Linked DNA regions of Homo sapiens: region 2 is linked to region 1. The links are chromatin contacts, found by Hi-C or POLR2A ChIA-PET in ENCODE. All regions are on one chromosome and are shown on one strand. The core of a region is the stretch at or near the end of the contact, and the rest is flanking DNA. Distances in the headings are between cores, read along the strand shown.

Region 1 (7,437 bases), core at 1,293-3,792:
TCGGGGTTTGGTTTGGCTCCTCTGTGTGTGTCCGTATCTTGTTCGGTGTCCTCGAGGTTGAGCTTCACTCCACTGCGGCAGAGGCAGCGTGCACACTCGGATTTGCTACGTTTCTATATATCTTGAAGCTAAATGTATATATGAGTAGTTTGCCATGAGATAACACAGTGTAAACAGTAGACACCCAGAAATCGTGACTTCTGTGTTCTCTCCATTTGAGTATTTTGTAATTTTTTTGAAATATTTGTGGACATAAATAAAACCAAGCTACACTACAACCCTTGGGTGTCTCCCGTGCACTGTCTCATTCCTGGAGAGTGGGCGGGGATCCTGGCTGTTACCCCAGGTGGGGAAGGGACAGAGGGAGAGTCGGCTGTTCCCTGCTGCTCGGGACCCTGTTTGCATCCCAGAGTGGCTTCCAGAAACATCCTCTGTCTGGGAAGAGGCTTTCCCTGGTGAGGGTGCTGTCTTTCTTTGGAGGCTCCCCAAGCAGCGGGATGGGCCCTAAGCAGGCACTGGCATTGGGACTAAGAGCATCTTCCCCCACCCCTTGCCATTCACCCCACACCTCTAATCCGTGGGCGTTACCAGCATGTATGGGCATGTGGCACCCTGCCTGCTCAGGAGACACATCGGAACCACCCCATCCTAGCGGCCTCCTGCCTGGCCCCCATCTGCCTCCCCGTGGCCTACCAGTGCCCCCACACCCCACCCCCAGCCACCCAGCTCTAGAGCTGCACTCCAGGTGGAGGATGCATCCCAGGCCTAAGGGGCTCTAACCCTCCAAAGGGGCTGCAGGCAGCCTGCAGGGTGTGGACATGGCCACAGGGGGGCAGGCGTTGGAATTGCGCTGTGGCTTCAGAACCTGTTGAGGGCATTTTCCTGGAGCCTCAGGATTGTCCCCGGAAATGTGTGTCCACCCTTTGTCATCTGGGATAGGGCCATCAGTTTCTAGGTGTTTGCAGACATGGGGCAAGAGCAGCCCAGAAAGCTGACTGTTGGTAAACTGTCCTCAAACCAGGCAGGGTCCGCCACGTGGTAAAGACTTGGGGAGCAGCAGGCACCAGGCACTGCCTCGCTCAGGACCTGAGAAAGCTTCGCCATGCAAAGACCCGAGTGGCGCACACGATGACGGCCCTTGAGGCGAACAGCAGGGGTCCTGCTCAGCAGCGTGGCTGACCAGGGCACAGGGATGGGCCCGCAGGCTGGCCACAGGAGCCCCAGGTGGCTCTCAGTCCAGGTCTTGGGTGAGAGGATGGCACTGGGGTGGCTGGGAGAGGCTGGAATCCAGGCGCTGTCTTGGTGGGTCTCCGGGACTGTGCCCCTTAGGAAGCTGCAGGGTTTAACAGGTACAGGTCTGTGAAGTGTAGATTTCAGTGTGGTTAAATGGTTGGATCCAAGCGTCTTGAGGAGATAGTAGGTTCATGCTACAACAAGGCCTCATCAGAGCTGGGCAGCTTCTCAGGCATGAACAGCTGTGGCCATTGTCACCACTCTGCCACGCACCCATGTGAGGAAGAGGGCCGGGAATGCTAACCAGACATCTGCTGGGTGGACGGGGCGGAGGGAAATGGTGCTGTCCTCCAGCAGCACCCCAAAGCCAGGCCCTCGCCTCTTGCTGCCCCAACGACGTCCCACGTGCCCTCTGCCCCTTTGTTCCTGGAAACGCATCCTCAGCTTGAGCATGGTGGCTCAGCAGCCCCGCTGGTTCCACTGCAGGTGGGCTAGGAAGATGGCACTTTGCAGGGCATGGTGTAAGTCCCAGGGCCTCAGCACAGTGTAGGTGTGCAGCTGGGTGTGTGGCTGCATTGTTGATAATTGTCCATGGTAAGTCTAGGGAGGGAGAGACCTCACTTAAGCCTCACCTGGGTAAGTCAAGATCACGCATCTGAAGGGCAAGGATGCACCGTGGAGAGATCAGCGGTGGCCTCCCACACACACACGAGATTGCAAGCTTCCAGGCCCTCAAAAATCAGCACTGGTGAGCTATACAATTGTGGATGTGATCAGCTGATGAGTGGTGGCGGGGGGCGGGGGGGGGGGGGGTCAGGGCCAGAGCCCTTCTGTGTGGAAGCTGAGATGTGGGGAGCCGTCATCTGAGCTAAGAGCCCTCACTAGCCCCAGCCTGACCACATGGTGAGACCCAGGGCAGTGTGACTGGGCACCAGCACAGACTTCAGTGACCACCATCAGCCTCACCTGACCAGCCCAGAAGGCTTGGGTACATATCTGAACTCAGAGCTTTGAAATCAGAACCAGCTACCCAGATACTGGGGATGAAGCTGCCAGGCCCCAAAACCAGTGGAAAAGTCTGTCCTGCACTGGACCCCTGGGGCCCTTCCTGCTGCCCAATGGAGACCGAGGAACAGCGGGGTCCTTGGCCTCCCTACCTCCTCCTAAGGAGGATCTGCCAGATGAGCCAGCCAAGGGATGCAGCCGCACATTTGGCCATCCGGTTGGACTGATACGGGCTGCAGGATAAAGCAAGCCCTTTCTGGTTCATAAGGTTCCCGGACCTCCCGTTAGAAGGCGGGGCCTGGCTGGAGCTGGCATCCATCGTGGATCCCCAGGGGGCCAGGAACAGCCTCCTGCTCAGCCCCTGATGAGCTCCAGCTGCAGATGCCTCACCCGGTCCTCTCGGAGGCGGCATTGTCGGCCTTTGACAGTCTCGGTATCTGAGGTCCTTTACCTGAATCCCCACTGGGTTCCTAGCTGCCCTGGAATCCTTGGCAACTCAAGTTCTGGGACCTGGTTCTCTGCTTCTCCAACTCAAGGTGGCTTCTCTAGTGGCTGTCTTTGTCAAGAGTGGTCATTGTTCCCTTTTGACACCTCAGGGACCCAGGCTGCAGAAGTCCCCCTGTATCTCCCACAGCCCAGTTCTGTGTATGCACAGGCACCCGGGCCCCTTCTTAATGAACCAAGTTTGTGGAAGGCACTTGCTCTGCAGATATTGGAGGGATGGATGGATGGGTGGATGGACCCTGCTGGATGGATGGATGGATGGATGGATGGATGGACGGACGGACGGATGGACGGACGGACGGGCCCTGCAGGGCAAGGTTCCTTGCTGCCAGTCCAGATGTGCTATTGGAAAGTGGGTGTGAAGGACCAGATAGAAGGACCTTTTGGGTTGACTTCGGAAGGCTTCCCAGGGACGCCTCTGCTGGGCACCTGGAGACCCTCCCTTCACATTCTCTTGACTGTGCCTGCCGTGTGGGCCCTGCAGTCCCTCTGACTCCAACCCTGGTTGACACCATCGTAGAAGTGGGGAATGGGGCTTGGGGGATCAGCTTCTGATGAACCCCTAGGGTTTGAGTATCCATTGGAGCAAATTAAAAACAGGCTTTTAGAGCACCTTTTAGTTGTCCCAGAGAGGATTCCTGAGGCCATTTCTTGCCTATCCCACTGTTTTCTGGGCATGTGACCACCCAGTCCCCCCCACCCCCCAATCCCCTTGGACCCTGCTGCTGGGCAGCCGTCGAACAGAGTCCATCCCCATCCTGGCCACCAGGTGGCAGTCGTTACAAGGCCCAGGTGCTTGCCCTGGGCCCGCGGCTGCCACAAGACCTGCAGCTCTGGTGTAGGGGCAAGTCAAGGCCCCCGGCGATGGTGGGGAAGGCTGGAGGGTTTGACAGCGAGCATTGTGTAAGAGATCCGACGTTTCCTCGAGGCAGGCGGCCGGACAGGCGGGTCAGAGATCAGGCAACTGGACAGGCCTCAGCAGAGCGGGTTGTGGAGATGGCTGGGAAGAGGGGGCTGAGTGTGGGCAGGTGAGGCTGATGGCTGTGGGCAGGCAGGGCGGGCACGGCTGTGAGAATGAGGGCAAAGGCCTTGTCTAGAGAACAGGAGGTTTCTTCTGTTCTCCGCTGCATCCCCCAAGGCTTGGGAGGTACCCGGTAGGAACTCAATGTTCCTTGTGTGGAAGAGAATCCCAGGATGGCATCAGCAGCGGATGACTTCCAAGAATCATGACTCCCATAACTAACCGCGCCCCCACTCCCCGACAAGCCCCCTGAGCAGCTGCTGGGGGTCCTTGTGTGCCACAAAAGTACCCACCCCCAGTTCCAGACACCTGCTCCTTCCCTCTACGGATGCCCTCCACCCGCTCCCCGCTGAGGATGATACGTCACGCCCCACGCACCCGAGTGGATTCTGCAGACACACTCTGAGCAGGTGCAGGGAGGGCCAGGACCTCCCGACTGCGGGGGGGCCAGGCAATTGTCAGTTCTTGCATATTCCAGGGAAATCATCCCTGTTCCCCCAGAAACCTGTAGCCCAGCCTGGTGAGTGTAGGAATGCCACCTTACCGGGTCCCGGTTCCCGGTTCTCCAGGGAATGCCACCTTACCCTGTCCCGGTTCCCCAGGGAATGGTCCAGGGTTAGCCCAACAGCCTAGGGAGGAAGAAACACAAAACCCAGGGAGGCGATGACCTCTAGGGCAATTCCTTTGATGACGTTCAGTTTCCATGCTAAGTGCTGTGGGCAGTGCTCGATGGCTGTTAGGTGTGTTTCGTTTCTGAGTGGCATCAAGGAATGGGAGCCACTTTCCAAGTTTGCTGACAGGAAAGTCAGGAGTGGCTTCAGATCTTGGTGATGTGGTTTTTGTTTTGAGTGGCCTGAGAAGCATGAGTCTCACAGAGCGCTGATCGATAAAGCAAGAGGCCTTCTCCCGCTGTCCCCTCGCCTCTGAATAGGATGAGAAGCTCCCTCCAAGCTGAGCTCCCTGGGGAGCGAGCCCTGGGGAGCGAGAAGGCCTCCCTGCAGCAGCACAGTGTTCAGGAGACAGACGGGCAGGAAGCTGCCCGCCCTCAGGGGCTTGGCCGGCTCACAGCGCTCCTAAGGCACTCAGCGGCATGAGGCTGGACTCAGACTCCCCGGGCTCAAACTCCACCCTGTTGTGACGTGGGCCAGGTACTGGGTGTGCTTGCCTCAGGATCCAGATCTGTCAAATGGGGGAATGATACCTCTTTCCCAGCAAGGTCGGAGAATGGATTAAGATTCATTCACACGTGGCCTCGTGTGTAGTGAGGACTTCACAAACAGCAAGCAGCGGTGACTACCCTCATCATCACAGCTTGATTCTTTTTTTTTTTTTTTTTTTGAGACAGAGTCTCGCTCTGTCACCCAGGCTGGAGTGCAGTGGTGCAATCTCAGCCCACTGCAACCTCTGCCGCCCAGGTTCAAGCGATTCTCCTGCCTCAGCCTCCCAAGTAGCTGGGACTACAGGCGCCCACCACCATGCCCAGCTAATTTTTTGTATTTTTAGTAGAGACAGGGTTTCACCGTGTTAGCCAGGATGGTCTCAATCTCCTGGCCTCGTGATCCACCCGCCTCGGCCTCCCAAAGTGCTGGGATTACAGGCGTGAGCCACTGCGCCCGGCCCACAGCTTGATTTTTAAGTAGAGAGAAATCCTCTCTGAGATGTGAAAGTCAAACGAATGTGGCTCTCAGTGAGTCCTAGGCCTCGTGGTTTGGAGCTGGTGGCTGCTCCCACTGCCATCTGCTAGGAATAGACCTGGAAGTCAAGGGCAGCTTTTCGGACCCGGCCAGAGGGCAGTACTCCCACAGTTCGGGAGGCAGGGCAGGTTCTCAGAAAAGAGAGGCTGACAGGGACGATTCCCACGTGTAGAAGCAATCTGTGTTTTGTTAGAAAGTTCTAGGAAGAGGGCCTAAGATTTGACAAGCCAAGAGTAAGCGGGAAGCCCCTTATTCTTCATTTTGACCAGTTCTGGGCAAAGACAGCCCAGACCAGAGGACAGCCACCCAACACCACATTTTCTAGGAAGTCTGAAGCTCTTCCAAACAACATAAATGTGGGGAGGGTAAGTCTGCAGTTCCAGGAAAAGCATGGGACTAACAGGGCCTGAGTCTACAGAGGCTCAAAGGAGCGGTGTGACTTTGAAAAGCCACTAAACCTCTCTGTGCTTCAGCTACATGTGTATCAGGGACCGTGAGACCCGCTTCACTGAGCTCATGACCATGAAGGGTAAAGCAGCATCACATGAAAGCACAGGGAAAGAATCACTGGCTCCAAGCAGGGTGGACTGCACGGAGGAAGTGGCATTTCAGACAGGTCTACATGGATGAATCAGATATTGATGGGCAGAGAAGAGGTGGACTTGGCCTGCAGGAAGATCCTAAACACAGGAACCGATTGTGGCCCACAAAGGTTCTGTGGCTGTAGTACAGGGGGCTGGCAACGTGGCGGGTGGCTGGCTCGGGAAGATGGGCTGGGCTCTGTTTGGTGGAAGGAATTTCTACCTGATTCCTTAGGGTCTGGGGAGCCAGGGTAGGTGTCATGGAAGACTAGAAGAGGGGATGGGCTCAGGCCCGTGTTTACAGCCCCCCAGCTTCAGGGTGGAAGATGGATGTGAGGGTAGACAGGAGGCCAGGAGTCCAGCAGGGGCGCAGAGAGGAGTGGTGGGGCTCCAGGAGGCAGCAGGCAGTGACACTGAGGAAGGCTATGGCCCATGGGGGAGGCCGGGGCTCAGGTGGGAAAATCATAACCAAGGTGGGGAGGCCGTGGTTGGGAGGGAGGCTGTGGCCCAGGTGGGGAGGTAGCCTTTCTGACTGGCCCTAAGTGGTCACAGCAAGATGATAAGACACTGTCATGAACGCCAGACTCCCCAAGGCTGGCAACAGGCCCCAGAACCCCTGTTGTTTGTTGTGGATTTGTGGTCAGGGATGTCTTATATGTCCCCAGAACACAGGGCCCATGCAGTGAGGGAACTGGGGGCTGCACAATCCCAGACCAGGCCCAGCTTGGCGACAACAGGGACCCGGCCGTGACCCCTCATGGCCATTAATCACCATGCGTGGAGGAGCCCTCCCAGGCCTCTGAGAAGGGGCCTTGGTGAGCTTCCAGCGTCAGGTGACGAAGATGGTCAGAGGCCAGATGGCGAGGGACTGCCACACTCACGAGAGCTTTGCCAGATCCACAAAGGGGCACTGGGAGGCAGTGGGCACAGCCCGGGCAGACCCAGGCCCAGCGACGCCTGCACGCAGCAGGCACATGGTGTCCATCTGTGGAATGAACCCTTGGCGGATGGAGGGGGAAGAATGACCCGAACCTCGCCCTCCAGCCCCTAGTCCCTGCCTGTGGAGTCAAAAGGCAGGATGGGCGCTGGCCAGCCACATCAGCTCCAAACTCTTTGAGATTTCAACTTTTGGGGCATTTTACAATCTGAGCATCTTGGTGCCTATGCTCCCTCGAGCCTGTCAAGCAAGTGCTCACTTCAGAGATCACTCCCTGGCTTCATCAGGACACTGCTCAAACGGCACCTCACTACTGAGGCCACCCAGACACGCTGCTGTCGCCCTGTCCTCCTTCCCTGCGCTTGCGCTGCACGGAACCTCAGTGAGCCATGTGTCTCCCTTCCTCTCACATCAGTTCCAGCAGGGCAGAGTGGACACTTACAGCTGGATTCCCAGGCCAAC
Region 2 (7,437 bases), core at 1,298-3,797, 500 kb before region 1:
GAGACTCCAGGTGAGCGCCACCATGCCCAACTAATTTTTTTGTATTTTTTGGTAGAGACGGGGTTTTGCCATGTTGCCCAGGCTGGTCTCAAACTCCTGAGCTCAAGCAATCCTCCAATCTCAGTCTCCCAAAGTGCGAGCCACTGTGTCTGGCCATCAACTTGTAATCTTGGAGATATGACTATTCAAGTACTTTTTTTTTTTTTTTGAGACAGGGTCTCACTCTGTTGCCCAGGCTGGAGTGCGGTGGCGCACTTGTAGCTCACTGCAGCCTTGATCTCCCACCTCAGCCTCCCAAGTAGCTGGGACTACAGGCATGTACCACTACACTCAGCTAATTTTTTTTTTTTTTTTTTTTTTTTTTGTGGAGTCGAGGGTCTCACAATGTTGCCCAGGCTGGTCTCAAATTCCTAGGTTCAAGCAATCCTCCTTCGCTTTTTTTTTTTTTTTTTTTTTGAGACAGATTCTTACTCTGTCACCCAGGCTGGAGCGCAGTGGCACGATCTCGGCTCACTGCAACCTCCACCTCCTGGGCTCAAGCAATTCTCCTGCCTCAGCCTCCCGAGTAGCTGGGATTACAGGCACCCACCACCACGCCCAGCTAATTTTTTGTATTTTTAGTAGAGATGGGCTTTCACTATGTTGTCTAGGCTGGTCAAGAACTCCTGACCTCAGGTGATCTGCCCACCTTGGCCTCCCAAACTACTGGGGTTATAGGCATGAGCCACCGCACCCAGCCCTTTGCCCATTTTTGAATTGAGTTGCTTGTGTTTTTTTGTTGAGTTGTAGAATTCTGATAGAACTGATAGTTACATGATTTACAAACATTTTCTCCCATTCTGTAGGTTGTCTTTTCACTTTCTTGATAGTGCCTTATATAACTTTTTATTTACTTTTATTTATTTATTTTTTTGAGCCAGGTTCTTGCTTTGTCACCCAGGCTGGAGTACAGTGGAACAGTCATAGCTCACTGCAACCTCAAACTCCTGGGCTCAAGTGATCCCCTCACTCAGCCCCCCAAGTAGCTGGGACTAGAGATGCACGCCACCACATCCAGCTAATTTTTCAAAATTTTTTTGTAGAGATGAGGTCTCACTATGTTGCCCAGGCTGGTCTTGAGCCCAGCTTGAGCGCAAGCCATCCTCCTGCCTTGGCCTCCCAAGGTGCTAGGATTACAGGCGTGAGCCACCATGCCCAGCCAATAGTGTCCTTTGATGCACAAGAGTGTTTACTTCTGATGAGGTCCACTTTGTCTATTTTGTTGTTGCTGCTGTGCTTTTGGTATTGTATTTAAGAAACCATTGCCTAATCCAAGCTCCAAAAGATTTGCACCTGTTAATTCCTTCTAAGAGTCTAATAGTTTTAGGTCTTTCATTTAGGTCTATGAGCCATTTGAGTTCATTTTTATATAAGGTTGCATGTGGATATCCAGTTGTCCCAGTACCGTTTGTTGAAAAGGTGTCTTTTTTTTTTTTAAAGCGTCTTTAAAAAAAAAAGTCTAAGTCTTAACTGCCAACAGATCACCTTAAAAACTGCTGAAGGACGGGCACAGTGGCTCACGCCTGTAATCCCAGCACTTTGGGAGGCTGAGGTGGGCGGGTCACCTGAGGTCAGAAGTTTGAAACCAGCCTGGCCAACATGGTGAAACCCCGTCTCTACTAAAAATACAAAAATTAGCTGGGTGTGGTGGCGCACACCTGTAATCCCCAGCTACTTAGGAGTCTGAGGCACGAGAATCACCTGAACCCGGGAAGCAGCGGTTGCAGCGAGCAGAGATCGCACCATTGCACTCCATTGCACTCCAGCCTGGGTGACAGAGTGAGACTCTGTCTCAAAAAAAAGCGAAACAACCAAAAACACTGTTGAAAATGTGGTGTTTTCAGACAGTGTGCTCAGAGGTCGTGGCCACTCCCAGTACACACCCACCCCCAGCTGTCCTTCTTGTTATTATTAAGAAAGAGCGCCGCTGTGCAGTTAGCACTGTTAAAACTGCTGCCTTCACTGAGCTTACACCAGGCTAGGCTAGGACTGGGAAAATTGAAGCTCTAGGTCGGCCAGTGTACAACCAGGACTCCTGGCCAGAACATACAATGCCTGAGGGCTGAGGGCCACGGGGCTGGAGAGGAGCTCTTCTGTACCGGGGGGGGTTGGAGGGGGTTAATCCTTCCCCCAACCTTCTGCAGGTGCAGCTCAGCTTTCCCTGCCATGAGAGCAGGGCGCCCCTGCATCCGCCTGCTAGGGGTGCGGTGAGACACAATATGTAAGGAGCCCTGGTCAGGGCCCTCATCCTGGCTACTCCTCCTGGCTACTCTATTTATTTATTTATTTATTTATTTATTTCTGCATATGAAAGCCAGGTCACAGCTACTCTTTAACTGTGCAGAAGGTCAGCTGGTGGTCCAGGTCCAGACGCGCCCAGGAGCTTCCTTCAGCCGCCAGGGGGCGCAGTGGGGCTGCCCCAAGACCCTGGGCCTCCGTGGCCTCCCCTAGCTGCTGGCTCTGCACGCTGCCTGGCTGGGCTGGCTGCCATCCCAGCCCTTCCTTCTCTCCAGCCCCAGCTGGCTGGCGCAGGTTTACTGTTGCAAGTGGACTGTACCCTGTGGCTCACAGGGACTCAGAGCCAGAGTGAAGCCAGCCCAGAGCTCTGGGCAAAGCTCGGTGAGATGAATGGAGCTGTCACTGGATAAAGGGAGATTCCCGGACAGCACATCCTTGTCAACACTCTCTCCTGTGTCACCGCAGATGCTGGGACGAGGCACAGCAGAGGCCATGGGACCTGGTCAAAGCGAGACTTCTTCCTTGGCCCATTTTGATTTCTTTTTTGTTGTCGTCGTTGAGACAGAGTCTAGCTTTGTCGCCCAGGCTGGAGTGCAGTGGCGTGATCTCAGCACACTGCAACCTTTACATCCTGGATTCAAGTGATTCTCCTGCCTCAGCCTCCCGAGTAGCTGGGATTACAGGTGCCTGCCATCATGCCCAGCTAATTTTTGTATTTTTAGTAGAGACGGGGTTTCACCATGTTGGCCAGGCTGGTCTCGAACTCCTGACTTCAGGTGATCCACTCGCCTTGGCCTCCCAAAGTGCTGGGATTACAGGCATGAGCCACTGCGCCCGGCCTCCCACTTTGATTTCTGAACCTTTTGGGTAACATCTCCTTCCCTCACATTTCTTGTGTGTTGAGGTCTTTTGTTCAGGCTTTCAGTGGATGAAAGGACAGAGGAGGAAACAGCTGTGGGAAGAGCAGCTGCTGTGCCTCCCTGCCTCTCTGCTTGGCCACAGCTCCCCTCCCTCTCTGGCTGCCCTAGCACTGAACTCTGATCTTCAGCAGTGAGACCTAGTACCTGCCTCCGCCTCACTGGGAAGCAAAGCCGCAGAGCAGGTGCAGCTGTGTGTGGCATGGCCAGCCACAAGCCAGAAAAACCAGCAAACCAGGGCCGGGAACAATACTTCCTGGGACCAGCCCCGGGGACCACTTTGGAAATGAGCATGGCAGAGGCAGCCACAGGGTGAGTACCCAAGTTCACGTGCACCTGCTTTAAAGGGAACCAGTGGGTTCTATGCCAAGTGCTCATATGGAGGGCATCTGTGGTCAGGCTGCAACTTCAGGGGAGAATTTCCACAGGTGTCCTGCACTGATTTCTGTCATTCCAAGTGACAGCACCTGTTTGAGGGAGTGCTCTAGGGCCATTCGGGGAGAATCAGTGACTCCACACAAGGCAGGGGCCCTGGGTGCCTGGTCTGGGGAAGGGCAGCCCGAGGCGGGGTCGGGAGTGATCAGATCCTTGGGTCTCTCCTCTTGGTCATCTTGGTCACACTTTTTCCCTGTTTTTATGGAATGTTGGGCCTCATCTCATCCACCAACATCAAAGCCAGCCAGCCAGCCAGCCAACCTCCATAGGAAATGGGCTGCAGTATTTGGCATAAAGAGCCTGCAGTGTTAAAAGACCCTTGTAAGTCTCTAGCCAACACCTTCCTAAGGCCTAGACACTGCAGAAATAATGCCTCATACTAGAGAAATATGACTTCCAGAGTAGAAACAGGGACAATTGCTGAAAAAACAAAGGCTTGACCAATCCTACTCTGCCCTAAGGGGAAGCTATGTGTTGGGGGTCTCTCACAGTAGGCGGTGGCCCCCTCCTCCTGAAAGAAGGCCACTCTCAGCTTACTTCACCAATAAACAGAGATGATGTCTCCACACTAATGTCACCCCAATTCAAATGACCTGGAAGTATAGAGACCTAGGGCCGGGCACGGTGGCTCACATCTGTAATCCTAGCACTTTGGGAGGCCAAGGCTCATTTGAGGTCAGGAGTTTGAGACCAGCCTGGCCAACATGATGAAACCCTGTCTCAACTAAACAACAACAACAACAACAAAATGAAGGCTAGACACAGTGGCTCACGTCTATAATCCCAGCTCTTTGGGAGGCTGAGTTGGGCGGATCACTTGAGGTCAGGAGTTCGAGACCAGCCTGGCCAACATGGTGAAACCCCATCTCTACTAAAAATACAAAAAAATTAGCTGGGCGTGGTGGCAGGCACCTATGATTTCAGCTATTCAGGAGGCTGAGACATGAGAATCACTTGAACCCAGGAGGCGGAGGTTGCAGTGAACCGAGATGACACCACAGCACTCCAGCCTGGGCAAAAGAGTGAGACTTTGTCTGCAAAGAAAAAAAAAATTACCCGGATGTGGTGGCGGGCGCTTGTAGTTCCAGCTGCTTGGGAAGCTGAGGCAGGAGAATCACTTGAACCCGGGAGGTGGAGGTTGCAGTGAGTTGAGATCGTGCCACTGCACTCCAGCCTGGGTGACAAAGCAAGACTCCATCTCAAAAAAAAAAAAAAGTATAGAGACTTAGAAATTCACTGCTGACCTCAAATGTGTGAGTCCCCCAAAAAGTATGCCCTGGCCTGCCTGGGTGTCCTTTGTCCTAACTGATCCCTGCAAAATAGCAGTGACAGCCTACTTATTAAATCTTGCCTGTACCTAAGTCCCACTCACATGGCAGGGTGGGGACTGGGGCTCCTCAGGGTTATTGTCACACGAGGTTCGGAGAGCAAAGTCCCTCAGGAACTATACACAGTGATGTGTCGTCAGACAGCACTTGAGACCTTGGGATGTAGCTCTTGCCAAAAACATGGTCACACACGAGCCAGGGGCAGAGGAGCTGCATTTATCAAACCAGCAGTGATGCTGGAAATCTATGTAGATGCTGGCATAAGCAGGCTCCCCACTTTGGTTCTCTTTTCTTCATAAGGGCTTTCTTTCTTTCTTTTTTTTTCCTGGACACCATAAGAAAACATCCCTAGGATGACAAGAATAACAAAAGTGTGCCAGATACAAAGCCTGTGAAGTGTTACGTTTGGGTTCCAAGCCATGTTTCTGCCTCCTTTGAGATGGTGGATGGAAGCTTACATTTCACTTGTCTCTAATTGCCTCCTTCCTGGAAAGGAGGGAAGATACAGCAGGTGACTGGGAAGGACGCAGAGGGAAAGGTGCAGAGAGCTTCCTGGGCTCTGCTATGCTTCCCAAGTCCCTGGGGCTAGTTTGATCCAAAGGCGAAAACAACAGCAAAGCCGTGCCCACGTGCTCGTCTGCTCCCCGGGGGGACCTGGGTTGGTGGACCTCGTCTGCTCCCCGGGGGGAGCCAGGTTGGTGGATCTGGGCTGATGGCGGCGCAGTGTCGGAAGAGGGCGTGGGTTTGGGGTCCAGTTGGTTCAGCATCTTTCATCTGCTGAACCTACAGCAGTGACCAATTCAAGGAAGTTTAAACCAAAAAGGACGTGGCTTCAGGCACGGCTGGGTCCAGAGACTGAGACGATGACATCAGGACTCAGCCTCAATCCATCTCTCCGCTTGGTGGCCCCAGCACCTCTGTAGGTTCAGCTCAGCACCCCTAGCTTCTTTCTCTCAATTGTTTCAGCAAAAACCCTAAGCCTGACTCTCATTGGCTCAAAATGGGTTACATGTGTATCCTTGAACCAATCACTATCGCCAAGGGAGATGGAATCACTGATTGATTAGGCCTGGGTCACATGGTCACCCTTAGATTCTGGAGATAGCTCAGCCTCGCCCAACAGAATGGACTGAGACTGGGAGGGGGGTGTTTCCCACCAGAAGAATGGGGCGCTGTGACTAGAGAAAGGGTGAATGCATGATGAGCAAAAACATCAATGCTCACTCTCTCAGAGCACTGATTCCTGCCACCGCTGGCTGTGTGGCTTTGGCCAGGTCACTTAACTTCTCTGAGCCTCAGCTGGAAACACAACTTGGTTCAGTCTTAATGGTTCCTTTCTTTGTAAAAACAGGAGAGGCTGGAGGTGTCCTGGGGTTCCTACTGTATCTGGAGGTTTCGTTAGAGTAGATTACAAGGTGACTTATTAAGAACTCAATTGCCTTGGCCCTTAGAAACAGAGGCTGTTCCTGGCAAACAATTATTTTGGCAAAGGTAAACCTTTTGGGATTCACTTTCCTTACCTCTCCTTCAGAGCTCTCAGCAAAGGGAAGGGGGACGTGGAGCTCCTAGGAGGAGCAGCACCAGTTCAAGGGCACAGACAGGAGCAGGCTGAGGTCCTGGCCAGTCTTTGTTTGTGTTGGAGCCATACGTTCTCCCCCTGGGGCCTCAGAGCAGTCGATGCTGAGTGCAGATGGGAGCTGGCACTGCCATCTGGCCCTGTGTTCTTGCTGTGTAGACCTGAGCAAAGGGGTCTGGACATATTTTTGTATCATCTGGTCAAGGTAGCATGTTGATTTCAGGAAACATCCACAGCTGGCCCTAAGCACAGCTTGAGAGGAAGCCACTTTCCCCTGCAGCCCTGGGTGAGCTCCCGGACACTCCCTGTGTGCAGCTGTTATCTGGCCTATTTATGGGTAGCCTTCCTCCGCCATGTCTCCACCAGTGACCAGGGAGGCGGGGAGATGACCCATCGCTCCTGATTCCCCGTGACTCTGAGCTGGTTTGCCTCAAGCTATGCATAAAGCCCCAGATCCCTCCAACCACTGCTTTTTCTTCCTGAGAACATTTGCAGGAGGGTGTCTTTGTTGTTATGCTTCTCACGGTTTCCTACCCATATTTATACTCAAAGTTGGCCAGGCGCAGTGGGTAATCCCAGCACTTTGGGAGGTCAAGGTAGGGGGGATCACTTGAGGCCAGGAGTTCAAGACCAGCCTGGCCAATATGGGGAAACTCTGTCTCTACTAAAAATACAAAACTTAGCCAGGCGTGGTGGCAGGTGCCTGTAATCCCAGCTACTCAGGAGGTGGAAGCAGGAAAATCACTTGAACCTGGGAGATGGAGGTTGAAGTGAGCTGAGACCACGTCACTGCATTCCAGCCTGGGTGACAGAGGGAAACTCTGTCTCAAAAAAAAAAAAGAGAGGGAGAGAGAGACAGAGAGAGAGAGAGAGAGAGAGAGGGAGGGAGAGAGAGGGAGGGAGA

Evidence for each region. Hi-C counts contacts between places; a loop is a spot of excess contacts on that map. ChIA-PET counts read pairs that join two places held with the same protein, here RNA polymerase II (POLR2A). Pooled maps may share reads with other maps.
Region 2: a map of A673 shows a loop between it and region 1 (3-fold over the local background). The contact joins two enhancer-like sites. A Hi-C loop is called at or near these places in 1 of 168 maps with a recorded cell type or tissue (A673) and 6 of 50 pooled maps. POLR2A ChIA-PET finds 5 or more read pairs at or near these places in 3 of 52 experiments (H1, HEK293 and activated CD8-positive, alpha-beta memory T cell).

What each region holds. Positions count from the first base shown.
Region 1 is chr1:8,345,245-8,352,681 of GRCh38, reverse strand. It overlaps RERE (arginine-glutamic acid dipeptide repeats), which reads left to right. Exons shown (of 23, transcript NM_001042681.2): 23 at 1-278. Among named protein-coding and RNA genes, the nearest start is that of SLC45A1, 31 kb to the right of the region's middle. RefSeq lists an enhancer at 1,999-2,819. Within about 2 kb of position 2,542, at least 10 of the 41 ENCODE cell types and tissues checked have a DNase peak (open chromatin) inside an H3K27ac peak, as active enhancers do.
Region 2 is chr1:8,844,086-8,851,522 of GRCh38, reverse strand. No RefSeq gene overlaps it. Among named protein-coding and RNA genes, the nearest start is that of MIR6728, 19 kb to the left of the region's middle. Within about 2 kb of position 2,547, at least 16 of the 41 ENCODE cell types and tissues checked have a DNase peak (open chromatin) inside an H3K27ac peak, as active enhancers do.